Regions from separate parts of the Homo sapiens genome. Here region 1 is linked to region 2. The links are chromatin loops, found by intact Hi-C in ENCODE. Cell type or tissue: K562. All regions are shown on one strand. Links, peaks and the distances in the headings refer to the core of each region. The heading gives the core; the rest is flanking DNA. Region 1 has its middle 3.9 kb from the start of SLC27A1. Region 2 holds the start of RPL18A (ribosomal protein L18a).

Evidence for each region. Hi-C counts contacts between places; a loop is a spot of excess contacts. Peaks named below come from ENCODE experiments on the same cell type or tissue, not always from the same donor. Only the 100,000 strongest peaks of a DNase experiment are listed, where the experiment ranks them.
Region 1: a loop joins it to region 2, with 5 times the contacts of the local background. A loop is called at or near these places in 19 of 110 quality-filtered maps.

Annotation. Positions count from the first base shown.
Region 1 is chr19:17,465,206-17,468,110 of GRCh38, reverse strand. No RefSeq gene overlaps it. Among named protein-coding and RNA genes, the nearest start is that of SLC27A1, 3.9 kb to the left of the region's middle. RefSeq lists an enhancer at 1,574-1,623. In K562, for the core only: a CTCF peak has its summit at 1,676 (motif pointing right); no DNase peak of the experiment used is centred there.
Region 2 is chr19:17,858,081-17,860,985 of GRCh38, reverse strand. It overlaps RPL18A (ribosomal protein L18a), which reads right to left and starts at 1,076. Exons shown (of 5, transcript NM_000980.4): 1 at 1,012-1,076. The coding sequence starts at 1,029. RefSeq lists enhancers at 1,081-1,460, 793-1,528. In K562, for the core only: a CTCF peak has its summit at 1,362; a DNase peak (open chromatin) is centred at 1,255; H3K4me3 peaks cover 1,319 bases.

The DNA.
Region 1 (2,905 bases), core at 251-2,750, 390 kb after region 2:
TGGAATTGAGATTCATTCATTCATAAATGTCAGCTGAGTGTTCCCTGTCCCTCCTCCCCTCCTCTCCTCCTTTCCCTCCTCCTTCCTCTCTTCTTACCCCTCCTCCTCCTTTTTCTTCTCTAAACTTCCCCTCCACCTTTCTTGTGCTCTGATTCTCTCTTCTCTTACCCCACTTCCTCCTTCTCTCTTTCTCCCTCCTTCTCTCCTTTCTGCCCTTTTCTCTCCTCCTCCCTGCCCTCCTCCTCTCTTCCCCCCTTCCTTTTTTCCTATCCTCCCTTTTCCCCCTCCATCTTACCAGTTTGTTTGTTTGTTTTGAGATGGAATCTTACTCTGTCACACAGGCTGGAGTGCAATGTCTCAATCTTGGCTCACTGCAACCTCCGCCTCCTGGGTCCACGCGATTCCTGCCTCAGCCTCCCCAGGAGCTGGGATTACAGGCGCATGCCACCAAGCCTAGCTAATTATGTATTTTTGGTAGAGACAGGGTTTCACCATGTTGACCAGGCTGGTCACGAACTTCTGATCTCAAGCGATCCGCCTGCCTTGGCCTCCCAAAGTGCTGGGATTACAGACGTGAGGCACCACACCCAGCCAAGAGTTCTAGTTTCTAAAACCTACCTTGGGAAAGAGGGATTCTAGTTTTTATGGCCAGCCTTGGGGGAGAATAGATCTGAGACACAAGAGGGCAGGAGAAGGTCAGAGAAAAACTTTTGCTTCTGAGATCTTCATTTTGGGGTGTTTTTTTTCTTTCTTTCTTTCTTTCTGTCTGTCTGTCTGTCTCTCTCTCTCTCTCTCTCTCTCTCTCTCTCTCTCTCTCTCTTTCTCTCTCTCTTTCTTTTTTTCAGTCGGAGTCTTGCTCTGTCACCCAGGCTGGAGTGCAGTTGCCCAATCTCAGCTCACTGCGACTTTTGCCTCCCGGGTTCAAGAGATTCTCCTGCCTCAGCCTCCCGAGTAGCTGGGATTACAGATGCACACAACCGTGCCTGGCTAATTTTTGTATTTTTAGTAGAGATGGGGTTTTGCCATGTTGGCCAGGCTGGTCTCAAACTCCTGACCTCAAGTGATCCCCCACCTCGGCCTCCCAAAGTGCTGGGATTACAGGCATGAGCCACTGAGCCCGGCCTGGGTATTATTTTCTGAGCCCCCTAAAACAGCACGGGTATACAGCAGCCTCTGCCCCCAGTTGTTTTCCTAAAATACAAAATCTCCCAATTCACAAACACAGCTGTCCCCAGGGATTTCAGATGAGGGATTGGGGACTGTCCTATCCCCAGGAAACTGAGATGTGGACCAGGGAGTAAAACTCAGGCTTCCGGGCCAAACTGCTCTCTGCTCGTTTCTAGCCAGGTAGTCTTGGACTGATCACCTCTGTGGGCGGCAAGCCACCCAGGTGCCGAGGCAAGAGACCGAGGGCACAAACTGTTCCAGTATAATAAACAAAATATATAGAATAAGAATAGTTATACAAGAAATAGAATATAGATATGATTATATATGAATATTATTAATCATTCGTTAGTTTGTAGCATTACTCTTTATTCCAATATTAAAATAATCTCTGTTCTACAATTATAACCTAGGAAAAACCAGGCCATACAGAGGTAGGAGCTGAAGGGACACAGTGAGAAGTCACCAGAAGACAAGTGTGAGCCCTCTGTCATGCCCGAACAGGGCCACTAGAGGGCTCCCTGGTCTAGCGGTAACGCCAGCGCCTGGGAAGGCACCCATTACTTAGCCGACCTGGAAAGGGAGTCTCCCTTTCCCCAGGGGAGTTAGAGAAGACTCTGCTCCACCACCTCTTGTGGAAGGCCTGACATTAGTCAGGCCCGCCCGCAGCCATCCAGAGGCCTAAACGTGCCCCTGTGATGCTGTGCTTCAGCGGTCACGCTCCCGTTTACAACATCAGTCATTGGATTTAGGGCCCACTCAGATAATCCAGGATGATGTCATCTCAAGATCCTTAACTAAGTAACACCTGCAAAGACTCCTTCCAAACAAGGTCCCATTAACAGGTTCCGGGGGCGAAGGCATGGATATATCTTTTTGTGGGGAGCCTGTAGTTCAACCCACTACAGAAGGAGGAAAGATGAGAGCTATGGTTCTCAACAGAGGCCACATGGACTTCAAAGATGAAAGTGTTTACCTCCTAGTCCTCTACAGACAAGAGGCACAGAGCCCTGGACTAGAGCTTCTTTCTTTCTTTCTTTCTTTCTTTCTCTCTCTCTCTTTCTTTCTTTTGTCTTTCTATCTTCCTTCCCTCCTTCCTTCCTTCTCTTTCTTTCTTTTCTTTCTTTCTTTTTCTTTTTTTTTGAGACAGAGTCTCACTCTGTCGCCAGGCTGGAGTGCAGTGGCGTGATCTTGGCTCATTGCAACCTCCTCCTGCCGGGTTCAAGCGATTCTCCTGCCTCAGCCTCCCAAGTAGCTGGGACTACAGGCATGTGCCACCATGCCCAGCTAATTTTTGTATTTTTAGTAGAGACAGGGTTTCACCATGTTGGCCAGGATGGTCTTGATCTCTTGACCTCATGATCCACCTGCCTTGGCCTCCCAAAGTGCTGGGATTACAGGCATGAGCTACCGCGCCCCGCCCCTTGTTTCCTTTTTATTGTTGAGACAGGGTCTCAGTCTGTGGCCAAGGTTGGAGTGCAGTGGCACGATCCCAGCTCACTGCAGCCTTGACCTCCTGGGCTCAGGAGGGAGAGGCTCCCACCCCAGCCTCTCGAGTACCTGGAACCACAGGCGTGTGCCACCACACCTGGCTAATTTTTGTAGAGACAGGGTTTTGCCACATTGCCTAGGCTGGTCTTGAACTCCTGGGGTCAAGCTATCTTCCTGCCTTGGCCTGCCAAATTGCTGCGATTACAAGCATGAGCATGAGCCACTGTGCCATACCTAGATCTGCTTG
Region 2 (2,905 bases), core at 305-2,804:
CTGCAGTCCTGAATTGCTTTGCAGTCGCCGTCAAACAGCCACTCTGCACCTCAAAACATCCAGCCAACATCTTCTTTCACCCTGAGGCCCAGTGACCAGCATGGGATCTCACAGCCCATTCCAGGCAGAACTAGGACAAGACCTCAGGTCTCTCCCCAGCCCTGGGATCCCTGCACTGTTGCCACGCGAGCTGCGGCTGCCTCCGTTTTCCCAACTGCAATCCAAACGTTTGGCCCAGGGAAGACTCCCGGTTTACAGATGCAGAGGTGAGAATCTTTGGTCAAGTCCAGGCTCTGTGATATGGCACAAAGAAACCACCTCTGAAACTGACTCGCCAGCTTTTCACTAGTTATCAATGAAAAATAGTCACAAATTATCGCAGTTCCTACTTTTACTGTGAACCTGACCCACCGGCCTCGGCACACGTTCAGGAAGGGAACAATGGGGCCCGCCCCTTTGACAGCAAGGAAACCGAAGCTGGAGATCTGGACATAATACACCCACTCCATGGGAGTCCAGGTTCTCCTATCTCTGCGCCATAGAGCCGTTTGATTCTATCCAGTATGTACCACAGCGTTAAGCCTCACGCTCCCCGTTTCGGCTCACTGTTAGCAATTTTCATCTGCTTCTCACAGCCATTCCGGCAGAAAGAAAACACACTATTGCTCTACCGCCACGTCCACGTTGCAGAAAGGAAAACAGAAACTTGGCGGCTCGACGAGGTGCCGGGGCTAGGGCCTCTATGCTGCGCGACTTATTCCTTCCCCCGGGAAGAAGACCCGGAGTCCTTGGGCCCCCGCGATCCCTGAGCTGGCCCAGGTCACGCATCGCTCTCTCCACGCGGCTCCCACGATGGCCGCCATGTTGGGTGCAACAAGAGAAGGCGGCGCGCGGCCAAGGGGGGCCCAAACAGAAGCGCGCGGCACCAACCCGGCCCACGCCACTTATGCAGGCCCCTGATGGGGCCCGTGCCCCATCCCTTGGCCCCCTGCCGCGCCGCGCCCGCCTTACCGTGCCCGAGGCCTTCATGGCGTGCTCTCCGCGTTCGCCGCCACCCGCAAAAGGAAGTGTCCTCTGTCGCGCAGCCGTTCACCAGGCCTTCACTACCGGAAGACCCGCCCTCTCAATGCCGCACGTCCATTGGCTTCTCTGCCCCGCACTCAAAGCGACCCGCGTCTTCATTGGCTATGGATCCACCTGCTACTCAAAGTTCCGCCTCTCTTCAGCGAGACTTCGTTTCCCAGAAGGCAACGAGGCAAGCTCCACCTGTTCCACCACGACCGCAACGGAGCGTCTGCGCGCGCGGCACGTCGGGAGTTGTAGGCACTCCGCCAGTCCCGGCTGCAACTAGGGGCGGCGGCGCGCGCCGCCTGCAGGATGCCTAAGCATTGAACCTAAGCTACCTCGGGTGGCTGCGGTGTTTACCGTGAGATCCCGATGCTTCACACTCGGGGCCTCATCCTCCGGGGAGGTGTGTTACGGAGGTCTCCACCAGATACCTGAGGGTATCTGTAAAATGGGAATACAAATAATATATTTTTCTCCTAGCGATGTTGCAGCACGAATATTGAATAAGCTCTGGAATGCTGTTTTTGTTAATTTGGGGTCCGATTTGTGTTTCGTAGTAGCTGGGATTCAAACTCTGTCTGTCTGCCTCCAGTTCATAAGAACCTGAGGGAGCAGGGGTTGGGGGAGAGCGCGCGGAGAGCCGGAGAATGGATCAAGATCCAGCCGCCCACTTTGAGGGGCTTGGACTTAGCAGTTTGCTTGGGCAGAAAGAAGCCCTCCTGGGGATGAGGACGGGGACCAGATATGAAAAAAGAAACACCCGCAAACAACTCCCTGATGACAAGGCTATGAAGTAAAATTAAGAGGAAAGAGGCAGGAGGCTGAGGCATGAGAATCGTTTGAACCCAGGAGCCAGAGGTTGCAGTGACCCGAGATTGCGCCACTGTACTCCAGCCTGGGCGACAGAGTGAGACTCTGTCTCAAAAAAAAAAAAAAAAAAAAAAGACCAGGCGCGGTGGCTCACGCCTGTCATCCCAGCACTTTGGGAGGCCGAGGCGGGTGGATCACTTGAGGTCAGGAGTTCGAGACCAGCCTGGCCAACATGGCGAAACCCCGTCTCTACTAAAAATACAAAAATTAGCCGGGCGTGGTGGCGGGCGCCTGTAATCCCAGCTACTCGGGAGGCTAAGGCAGAAGAATCGCTTGAACCTGGGAGATGGAGGTTGTAGTAAGCCGAGATCTGGCCATTGCACTCCAGCCTGGGAGACAGGGCGAGACTCCGACTCAGAAAAAAAAGAAAGAAAGAAAGAAAGAAAATAAAGGACAGCAAGCATGCAATTTTTTATTTTCATTTTCTTATTTTGCATTTCTGGTTCTCTTAATCTGGTTTTGTGGATTCAAGTCACTACTGGGTGTGATTTTCTTTTCTTTTCTTTTTCTTTTATTTTTTGAGACTGAGTCTTACTCTTTTCCCCAGGCCAGAGTGCAGTGGCGCTATCTCGGCTCACTGCAACCTCTGCCTCCTGGGTTCAAGCAATTCTCCCGCCTCAGCCTCCAGAGTAGCTGGGATTACAGGCGCCCGCCACGATGCCCAGGTAATTTTTGTATTTTTAGTAGACACAGGGTTTTACCATGTTGGTTAGGCTGGTCTCGAACTCCTGACCTCAGGTAATCCGCCTGCCTCCACCTCCCAAAGTGTTGGGATTACAGGCGTAAGCCACCGCGCCCGGCCCAATGATTTTCTTATTCCAGTACAACTTGGCTCCCTTCACCTCCTTTGTGCCGTTAATGTCAAATATGTTACCTTTCTCTATATTGTAGACCCAACAATACAATTAATATATAGTTTGTTGTTGTTGTTGTTGTTGTTTTGAGATGGAGTTTAGCTCTGTCGCCC